Regions from separate parts of the Homo sapiens genome. Here region 1 is linked to region 2. Evidence: read pairs that join two places in POLR2A ChIA-PET (ENCODE). Cell type or tissue: Caco-2. All regions are shown on one strand. Links, peaks and the distances in the headings refer to the core of each region. The heading gives the core; the rest is flanking DNA. Region 1 overlaps XIAP (X-linked inhibitor of apoptosis). Region 2 has its middle 57 kb from the start of XIAP.

Evidence for each region. ChIA-PET counts read pairs that join two places held together with the same protein. Peaks named below come from ENCODE experiments on the same cell type or tissue, not always from the same donor. Only the 100,000 strongest peaks of a DNase experiment are listed, where the experiment ranks them.
Region 1: POLR2A ChIA-PET joins it to region 2 with 12 read pairs; 8 of 35 experiments call an interaction of 5 or more read pairs at or near these places.

What each region holds. Positions count from the first base shown.
Region 1 is chrX:123,862,159-123,867,533 of GRCh38, forward strand. The region is part of intron 1 of XIAP (X-linked inhibitor of apoptosis); the gene reads left to right. Among named protein-coding and RNA genes, the nearest start is that of XIAP, 4.8 kb to the left of the region's middle. In Caco-2, for the core only: no CTCF peak of the experiment used is centred there; no DNase peak of the experiment used is centred there.
Region 2 is chrX:123,800,661-123,806,035 of GRCh38, forward strand. No RefSeq gene overlaps it. Among named protein-coding and RNA genes, the nearest start is that of XIAP, 57 kb to the right of the region's middle. In Caco-2, for the core only: no CTCF peak of the experiment used is centred there; a DNase peak (open chromatin) is centred at 3,051.

The DNA.
Region 1 (5,375 bases), core at 173-5,172, 61 kb after region 2:
CCTCCGCCTCCTGGGTTCAAGCTACTCAGCCTCCCCAGTAGCTAGGACTACAGGCATGCGCCACCACGCCTGGCTAATTTTTGTATTTTTAGTAGACACCGGGTTTCCCCATGTTGGCCAGGCTGATCTCGAACTCCTGACCTCAGGTGATGCACCCGCCTCGGCCTCCCAAAGTGCTGGGATTAAAGGTATGAGCCACCTCGCCTGGCCAGTCCATTTTTTTTTTTTTTGAGACAGAGTTTCGCTTTTGTTTCCCAGGCTGGAGTGCAATGGCACCATCTCAGCTCACTGCAACCTCCGCCTCCCAGGTTCAAGTGATTCTTCTGCCTCAGCCTCCCAAGTAGCTGGGATTACAGGTGCCCACCACCACACCTGGCTAATTAGGTCCCTTTTTTTTAATAAACCACAAGAAAAATTTGACACCTGACGCTGTGGCTCATGTCTGTAATCCCAGCACTTTGGGACGCCAAGGCGGGCAGATCACCTGAGGTCAGGAGTTGGAGTCCAGACTGGCCAACATGGTGAAACCCCACCTCTACTAAAAAAACTAGCCGGGTGTGGTGGCGTGCACCTGTAGTACCAGCTACATGGGAGGCTGAAGCAGGAGAACTGCTTGAACCCAGGAGGCAGAGGCTGCAGTGAGCCGAGATTGCACCACTGTACTCCAGCCTGGGTGACAACAGTGCACCTTTGTCCCGAAAAAAAAAAAAATTGACACAAGGAAAATATCTGCAGCCTGGGCAACATGGCGCAGCCCTCTCTCTAATAAAAATACAAAAATTAGCCGGGCGTGCTGGCTTGTGCCTGTAGTCCTAGCTACTTTGGGGAGCTGAGGCAGGAGGATCACCTGAGCCTTGGGAGGTGGAGGCTGCAGTGAGCCATGATTGGGCCACTGTACTCCAGCCTGGGCGAAAGAGTGAGACCCTGTCTCAAACAAAACAAAGAAACAAAAATCTGAATTGTAGACTCTTTGTAGATAAGAACATATTTTTTAAAAAAGTTAAGACTAGGGCCAAGTGCGGTGGCTTTCACCTGTAATCCCAGCACTTTGGGAGGCTGAGGTGGGCGGATCACCTGAGGTCAGGAGTTCAAGACCAGCCTGGCTAACATGGTGAAACCCCATCTCTACTAAAAATACAAAAATTAGCTGGGTGTGGCGGTACACCCCTGTAGTCCCAGCTACTTGGGAGGCTGAGGCAGGAGAACCACTTGAGCCCATGAGGCGGAGGTTGCCGTGAGCTGAGAACGCAACATTCAACTCCAGCCTGGGCCACAGAGTGAGACTCCACCTCAAAAACAAATAAAAAGTTAAGACTAAAACAGTTTATAGTGATTAGGAGTTCAGCTGTCTAGTTTTGTTTTTGTTTTGAGATGGAGTTTCACTCTTGTTGCCCAGGCTGGAGTGCAATGGTGCGATCTCGGCTCACCTCAACCTCTGCCTCCCAGGTTCAAGCAGTTTCCTGCCTCAGCCTCCCGAGTAGCTGGGATTACAGGCATGCGCCACCACGCCCGGCTAATTTTGTATTTTCAGTGGAGACGGGGTTTCTCCATGTTGGTCAGGCTGGTCTCAAACTCCCGACCTCAGGTGAAAAAGTGCTGGGACCTCAGGTGAAAAAGTGAGTCACTGCACCTGGCCCAGCTGTCTCGTTTTTAGAAATAGATTAAGACTCAAAAAAAATATTGCCCACCGTAATATATCTGATTATTAGCAAAGCTTGGACTAGAGTCTAGGTTCTAGTCTAGTGGCCCTTGTACTATACCTGTAATTTTATTGCTTTCTAGTGCATTGGATGATTCCAACTAGGCTGACAAAGTAATAATATCTAAAGGTTAGCCAGGACCATTTCAATAGTTAAGAATTATTATTTTTTTCTTTGGTTTTTATTTTATTTTGTCTTCCTTTTTTTTTTCATTTTCAGGAAGTGAGCAGTTTCTCAAAATTATTATAATTAATGGACCAGCTAATTTGTATAGTGCTTAAAATATTTTAGTAACATAAATTTTACTAAATAAATTTACTAATTTAGTAAATAAATGTTCTCCTTTTATTTCATTGTAAACATTAATTTCTTTAGTAAATCCTGTATTTATATTGTAAATGTTTAGCGATAAAATAATGATATTTCACTGTTTTTGTTTGGTCTAATATTTAAGTCTGGTAGGTAGTATTAGCAGAGAGCAAAACCTACAGTTTATGAAATAAACATTCATTGAGCACTTAATGTGTTCCAGGCATTCATTGTAGTATGTGGTAGGATTCCAAGGATAAATATGGCAAAACAAATGCCTTTCTTCTGTTTTTTTTTTTTTTTTTTTTTTTTTTGAGACGACGGAGTCTGGCTCTGTTGCCCAGGCTGGAGTGCAGTAGCGCGATCTTGGCTCACTGCAGGCACTGCCTCCCGGCTTCACGCCATTCTCCTGCCTCAGCCTCTCAAGTAGCTGGGACTACAGGCACCCGCCACCACACCCGGCTTAGAGTGTGTGTGTGTGTGTGTGTGTGTGTGTGTGTGTGTGTGTGTGTGTTTTAGTAAAGACAGGGTGTCACCGTGTGTGTGTGTGTTTTAGTAAAGACAGGGTTTCACCATGTTAGCCAGGATGGTCGCATTCTCGTGTGTGTGTGTGTGTGTGTGTGTGTGTGTGTGTGTGTGTGTGTGTGTGTTTTAGTAAAGACAGGGTTTCACCGTGTGTGTGTGTGTGTGTGTTTTAGTAAAGACAGGGTTTCACCATGTTAGCCAGGATGGTCGCATTCTCCTGACCTCGTGATCTGCCTGCGTTGGCCTCCTAAAGTGCTGGGATTACAGGCGCGAGCCATCACACCAGGCCGCCTTTCTTCTTTTTTTTTTTTTTTTGCTTTTTTATGTTCGTCTGTTTTTATTTTGCTTTTGTGTGTTTGTTTGTTTTTCCATTGTTCTTTTGAGGCTGGGAGATTATCATGAGCTGTCAATTCTCAAGCTTTATCTCTGTGAGATAATCTGGTAATAGTTTTATAAAATGTAACCTGTTAGCACTATTAAAGGACATTGTGTGAGTAGATATGAAGAGACAAACAGTAGTGATAAGATAAAAAATACTTTAGAATTTAACAAATACTGTTTCTGTATCTTAGAGGTCATGTGCTACAGTGTTTGGAAAGAGCCCTACGTTGGGTACCACAGTACAGGTTATTGACTTTGTTTCCAATTAGCTGTGGGATTGTGCATGTCAATGACCCCATCTTTCTTTACATGTTCACATTTTTGATATGTTATTTTAGGTGTTGAATTCAAAACATAAAAAGGGTATTTTAAGGCCGGGCGTGGTGGCTCACGCCTGTAATCCCAGCACTTTGGGAGACTGAGGCGGGCGGATCACGAGGTCAGGAGATCTAGACCATCCTGGCACCCCTCTCTGCTAAAAAAAAAAAAAAATACAAAAAATTAGCTGGGCGTGGTGGCAGGCGCCTGTAGTCCCAGCTACTTGGGAGGCTGAGGCAGGAGAATGGTGTGAACCCGGGAGGCGGACCTTGCAGTGAGCCGAGATTGCGCCACTGCACTCCAGCCTGAGCTACAGAGCGAGACTCCGACTCAAAAAAAATAAAAGGGTATTTTGAATATTTTATTTTATTTATTTGTTTTTGAGACATTGTCTTGCTGTGTCACCCAGGCTGGAGTTCAGTGCATGATCCCAGCTCACTGCAACCTCCACCTCCTGGGTTCAAGTAATTCTGGTGACTCAGCCTCCCAAGTAGCTGGGATTACAGGCGTGTGCTACCACACCTGGCTAATTTTTTTTTTTTTGGTATCTCTTTTTTTCCCCTCGGAGACAGAGTCTTGCTCTGTCGCCCAGAGCTGGAGTGCAATGGCTGCGATCTCTGTTCACTGCAGACTCCGCCTCCTGGGTTCAGGCAATTCTCCTGCCTCAGCCTCCCGAGTAGCTGGGATTACAGGCGCACGCCACCACAACTGGCTAATTTTTGTATTTTTAGTAGAGACGGGGTTTCACCATGTTAACCAGGTTGGCCTCGAACTCCTGACCTCGTGATCCACCCACCTCAGCCTCCCAAAGTGCTGGGATTACAGGTGTGAGCCACCACACCCAGCCTTTTTTGTATTTTAAGTAGAGACAGGATTTCACCATGTTGCCCAGGCTGGTCTTGAACTCCTGACCTCATGTGATCTGCCCGCCTTGGCCTCCCAAAGTGCCAGGATTACAGGCATGAGCCACTGTGCCGGCCTTTGAGTATTTTAAGTTATAAAAGAAATATGTGTTTCTATATATATTATATAATATATATTATACATGATATATAATATATATGATATAAATTATATTATATACAATATATTATATATGATTAATATATAATATATGATATATCATATATAATATCAAAATATATAATATGTATATAATAATGTATGATATATATAATATAGTATATAATATATTACATGTATAATATATTATATATAATATATAATACAATATATGTAAAATATATATAATATATAACACAATATAATATGTAAAATATATTACATATATAATATATATATTTTTCAGACAGAGTCTAGCTCTGTCACCCAGGCTGGAGTGCAGTGGTGAGATCTTGGCTCACTGAACCTCCGCCTCCCAGGTTCAAGCGATTCTTCTGCCTCAGCCTCCCAAGTAGCTGGGACTACAGGTGTGCTACCACACCTGGCTTATTTTATTTTATGTATTTATTTATTTTTCTGAGACGGAGTCTTGCTCCTGACCTCATGTGATCTGCCCGCCTCGGCCTCCCAATGTGCTGGGATTCCAGGCATGAACCACCGTGCCTGGCCAGAGATATGTGTTTATTATAGAAAATTTATGAAATAGAATAATGACGATCATATTGTCTACAGGTTGTTTTAATCCCCCCCCCCCCTTCAACATTCTATAGTTAACATTTCTGTTTTTTTTTTTGAGACGGAGTCTCGCTCTGTCGCCCAGGCTGGAGTGCAGTGGTGCGATCTCAGCTCACTGCAACCTCCGCCTCCTGGGTTCATGCCATTCTCCTACCTCAGCCTCTCTAAGTAGCTGGGACTACAGGTGCCCGCCACCACGCCTGGCTAATGTTTTTGTATTTTTAGTAGAGACGGGGTTTCACCATGGTCTCCATCTCCTGACCTCGTGATTAGCCCGCCTCAGCCTCCCAAAGTGCTGGGATTACAAGTGTGAGCCACTGCGCCCAGCAGTCTTTTTTTTTTTTTTGGTTTGGTTTGGTTTTTTAGACAGAGTCTCACTCTGTCCCCCAGGCTGGAGTGCAGTGGCACAATCTCAGCTCACTGCATCTCCGCCTCCTGGGTTCAAGTGATTCTCCTGCCTGAGCCTCCTGAGTAGCTAGGATTATAGACATGTGCTACCACGCC
Region 2 (5,375 bases), core at 230-5,229:
TCGAACTCCTGAGCTCAAGTGATCCACCCACCTTGGCCTCCCAAAGTGCTGGGATTAAAGGTGTGAGCCATCACGCTTGGCTGAGACTCCCTATAGTTCTTCAACAGGATGGAGAGTTTTCTGAAGTATTAATGGTATGACTGAGGAGATCCTGTTTTGAAAGCAAGTCCTGAGTCTTGGGGTAATGCAAGTGGAGGGATACGAGCAGAATCTGCTTAGGGAGGGTCGCAATGGTGGAGATATGGTCCCCAGCTTGTATTAAGGAAACAAAATGTCTTCTTTATTGAAGAAAGGGACAGTATAGTTTTTAGTAAGAGTCCAAACAGAGCCTAGGCATGTGTACCACTCACCCCAAATAATCTAGGCTGTCCACCATTTTTTTTTTGAGACCGAATCTCGCTCTTTGGGAGACCGAGGCAGGCAGATCACCTGAGGTCAGGAGTTCGAGACCAGCCTGGCCAACATAGTGAAACCTCATCTCTACTAAAAATACAAAAATCAGCCGGGCGTGGTGGTGCATGCCTGTAATCCCAGCTACTCGGGAGGCTGAGATAGGAGACTCGCTTGAACCCAGGAGGCGGAGGTTGCAGTGAGCTGAGATCATGCCATTGCACTCCAGCCTGGGCGACAGAGGGAGACTCCGTCTCAAAAAAAAAAAAAAAAAAAAAATTAGGCAGGCGTGCTGTTGAGCACCTGTAGTCCCAGCTATTCAGGATGCTGAGGTAGAAGAATTGCTTGAGCCCGGGAGGTCAAGGCTGCAGTGATTTTGTCACTGCACTGCAGCCTGGATGACAAGGTGAGACTCAGTCTCAAAAAAAAGGAAAGAAAGAGAGAGAGAGGGGAAGGAAGGAAGGAAGGAAGGAAGGAGAGAGGGAGGGATGGAAGGAGGGAAGGAGGGAGGGAGGAAGGAGGGAAGGAAGGAGGGAAGGAGGGAGGGAGGGAAGGAGGGAGGGAGGGAGGGAAGGAGGGAGGGGGAAAGGAAGGAGAGAGGGAGGGATGGAAGGAGGGAAGGAGGGAGGGAGGAAGGAGGGAAGGAAGGAGGGAAGGAGGGAAGGAGGGAGGGAGGGAAGGAAGGAAGGAAGAAAGGAAGGAAAGAAAGAAGGAAAAGGAAAATTTAAAGTTTGCCAATCCTTATGCTAGAGAACTGTTCCCATTTGTTCAGCTCATCTGGAAGGATAATAGATGGCAAAAAATAGCATAAAATTTAGTTTGTGGCCATAATCCTCACAACAACCTGTTGATGTAGGGTGACATTCTCATCACATTCACAGATGAGGAAACTGAGATACAGAGAAGTGAAGTGACACAGCTAGTAAGTGCCAGAACCAAGATCTGGCCCCAAGCAGGCTGGCTTTATAGACTGGCTCCTATCTACTACAGAGAACTGTCTCCTTTGTAGAGCAAGGCTAGACATGCAGCCTTTATACAGCCTCCACCCTGCCAGTGTTATCACGATTCCGGAGTTCATTGAGGCCTCAGCTGGACTAAAGCAACATGCTCCAGTGCAACATCTGGACCCTTGCAGACAAATAATTGCACTATTCTTTACATCCTGTCTAAGTTCCCTTGTCACATCTGTGAGGAAGGCCTCCCTGTTCTACTTTCCTCAGCCATACTCTCCACACATAGAAAAGGACAAAGACTTAGCTACTTAGGAACATCACTTGGCTGCAGTGAGCTATGATTGTGCCATGCACTCCAGCCTGGGTGACAGAGCAAGACCCTGTCTCTAATAAGAAAGAACAAAGAATTTCATAAGTAATACTTATTCATTCACTATTATTAAATTCTAGCATTTTCTTCTATCTGCTTCAGAATTTCGTTTATTAAAAAATAAAATATAGGCCGGTCTCGGTGGCTCATCCCAACACTTTGGGAGGCCAAGGGTGGGGTGGATCACGAGGTCAGGAGTTCAAGACCAGCCAGGCCAACATGGTAAAACCTCATCTCTACTAAAAAAATTAATAATAATACAAAAATTATCTAGGCGTGGTGGCACACACCTGTAATCTCAGCTACTAGGGAGGCTGAGACAGGAGAATCACTTGAACCTGGGAGGCAGAGGTTGCAGTGAGCCGAGGTTGCACCACTGCACTCCATCCTGGGAGACAGAGTAAGACTTCGTCTCAAAAAAAAAAAAAAAATTGGCCAGGGCGGTGGCTCACGCCTGTAATCGCAGCACTTTGGGAGGCCGAGGCGGGCGGATCACGAGGTCAGGAGATTGAGACTATCCTGGCTAACACGGTCAAATCCTGTCTCTACTAAAAATACAAAAAATTAGCCGGGCATGGTGGCAGGCGCCTGTAGTCCCAGCTACTCCGGAGGCTGAGGCAGGAGAATGGCGTGAACCCAGGAGGCAGAGGTTGCAGTGAGCCGAGATCAAGCCACTGCACTCCAGCCTGGGCGACAGAGCAAGACTGCGTCTCAAAAAAAAAAAAAAAAAAAAAAAAAAATTAGCTGGGTGCCGTGGCAGGCACCTGTAATCTCAGCTACTCGGGAGACTGAGGCAGGAGAATCGTTTGAACCTGGGAGGCAGAGGTTGCAGTGAGCCCAGATCATGCCATTGCACTCCATCCTTGGCAACAAGAGCGAAACTCCATCTCAAAAAAAAATTAAAATTAAAATTAAAAAAATAAAAAATAATAATACTAAAATATAGCCCCAGTTGAAAATCCCTGTTCACTTCTGTATCTCTTTTCCTTCTCTCTCCAGCGGTAACCACTATTCTGAAATTGGAGCTTATCTTTCCTGTGCGTGCCAGAACTCTTAACTAGCCTGCCTTTTTTTTCTTTTTAAAATTTCATCATCCAGCATAGGCAAGAAATACTAGCTTTTCAAGTTCATATAGTCTCTCCAATCATTTTCATCCCTCCTCTGATGAGATATCCTTTGAACCTGGTTGTTTGGAGTTCAGTGTCTTTGTTCATGGTGATCTTAATCTATTCATAAGAGTGGTTGCCAGGCAAGAAAGGGGGATGGAAGTAAACAGAACTAGTGTCACGTCTGAGTCATTAGTCGGCCACAATTAAGTGCTTCCTATCTCAGTCTGTGACATCCAGCTGCTACTCACAGGGCCAAAGCAAATATAGCAGGGGCACTTCCTATGAGGGCCTTTGTTTAAGTGGTGTTCCAGAGTGCATGCTGTACTGGGTAAGGCAACCCACAGCAGATGAAAACATCTTGATCAAAGGGATGAGGAAGGAAGGAAACCAGAAGTCACAAGTAAGAAGCAGTGACAAGCATTGTCTTCCAAGAATCATCTTCAGTTTTCCAAAAGGAATAAGTTTAGGCCTGATGTGGTGGCTCATGCCTATAATCCCAGCACTATGGGAGGCCCAGGCCGGCAGATCACTTGAGGTCAGGAGTTCGAGACCAGCCTGGCTAACATGGTGAAACCCCATCTCTATTAAAAATACAAAAATTAGGCAGAAGTGGTGGCTCACACCTGTGGTGCCAGCTACTCAGGAGGCTGAGGCAGGAGACTTGCTTGAACCTAGGAGGCGGGGGTTGCAGTGAGCCAAGATTGGGCCACTGCATTCCAGCCTGGGCAACAGAGCAAGACTCCGTCTCAAAAAAAAAAAATAGTTTAGGGGTTACAAGATGGTAAGGTCAGAAACTGGTCAGAAAATGAAAGGCAAGATAAGTTGAGGCAAACAGCTCAAGACCTGGGCTGAACTGAAAAAAGAGGAAAGGGCATGGTGGCTCAGGCCTGTAATCCCAGCACTTTGGGAGGCTAAGGTTGGTGGATCACCTGAGGTCAGGAGCTGGAGAGCAGCCTGGCCAACATGGGGAAAACTCGTCTCTACTAAAAATACAAAAATTATACGGGCGTGGTGGCATGTGCCTGTGGTCCCAGCTACTCAGGAGGCTGAGGTAGAAGAATCGCTTGAACCCAAGAGGTGGAGGTTGCAGTGAACCAAGATTGCTCCACTGCACTCCAGCCCAGGCAAGACAGCGAGACTCCAAAAACAAAAACAAAAACAAAAAAAAAAACAAGAGGAAAGAGTAATAGGGACCTATGCTGCGTGTCCTTTATTGATTTGCTCCTCTAGATCCACTCTCTTTTTTTTTTTTGAGACAGATTCTCACTCTGTCACCCAAGCTGGAGTGCGGTGCCTCGATCTCAGCTCACTACAACCTCCGCCTCCTGGGTTCAAGTGATTCTCCTGCCTCAGCTTCCTGATCAGGTGGGATTACAGGTGCGTGCCACCACGCCCGGCTAATTTTTATATTTTCAGTAGAGACGGGGTTTCACCATGTTGGTCAGGCTGGTCTCGAACTGCTGAGCTCAGGTGATCCACCCGCGTTGGCTTCCCAAAGTGCTGGGATTACAGGTGTGAGCCACCGCGCCTGGCCTAGATCTGCTCTCTTCTCTGTTCTGTACTCTGGGAGACTGACCTATGTACATCACATCAGTGAGCTCCATTGCCTCTGGCTTCCAGCTGGGTTGGTTTGTTTGTCTGTCTGTCTGTTTGTTTGTTCTGTTTTGTTTGAGACAGAGTCTCACTCTTGTTGCCCAGGCTGGAGGGTAATGGCACAATCTCAGCTCACCGCAACCTTCGCCTCCAGAGTTCAAGCGATTCTTCTGCCTCAGCCTCCCGAGTAGCTGGGATTACAAGCATGCACCACCATGCCTGGATAATTTTGTATTTTTAGTAGAGACGGGGTTTCTCCTTGTTGGTCAGGCTGGTCTCAAACTCCTGACCTCAGGTGATCTGCCCACCTTGGCCTCCCAAAGTGCTGGGATTACAGGCGTGAGTCACCGCGCCCGGCTTCTCCAGCTGAATTTGGTCAGTGGGGAGGGACTGGCAAGGATTTTCAGAAAGGGCAGAGAATGAAGTTAGGGTACTTATTCCCTAACTTTTTTACTGAGGGGTTTCCAGCAGGCTGGCTGGCCCTTTCTCTCACCTGAATGAAGGTCATAGTTCCTCCTGTGAATTAGCCCTTTCCATACAATATTTGCTCTTCTCCAACCCAAGTGCAAGAAATCACCCCCTTCCTTTGCTTCCTACTTTGTTAAACCTGGGTTCTGCAATATAACTTATGGATTCTCTACATCCTATATAAATGTTGTAAATAAGCCGGGAGCGGTGGCTCACACCTGTAATCCCAGCACTTTTGGAGGCCGAGGCAGGTGGATCACTTGAGACCAGTAGTTTGAGACCAGCCTGGCCAACATGGCGAAATTCTGTCTCTACTAAAAATACAAAAATTATCCAGGCTTGGTGGCACAGGTCTGTAATCCCAGCTACTCAGGAGGCTGAGGCACGAGAATTGTTGGTCCTGGGAGCTGGAGTTTGCCGTGAGCCAAGATCTCACGCCACTTCATTCCAGCCTGGGTGACAGAGTGAGACTGTGTCAAAAAAATAAATAAA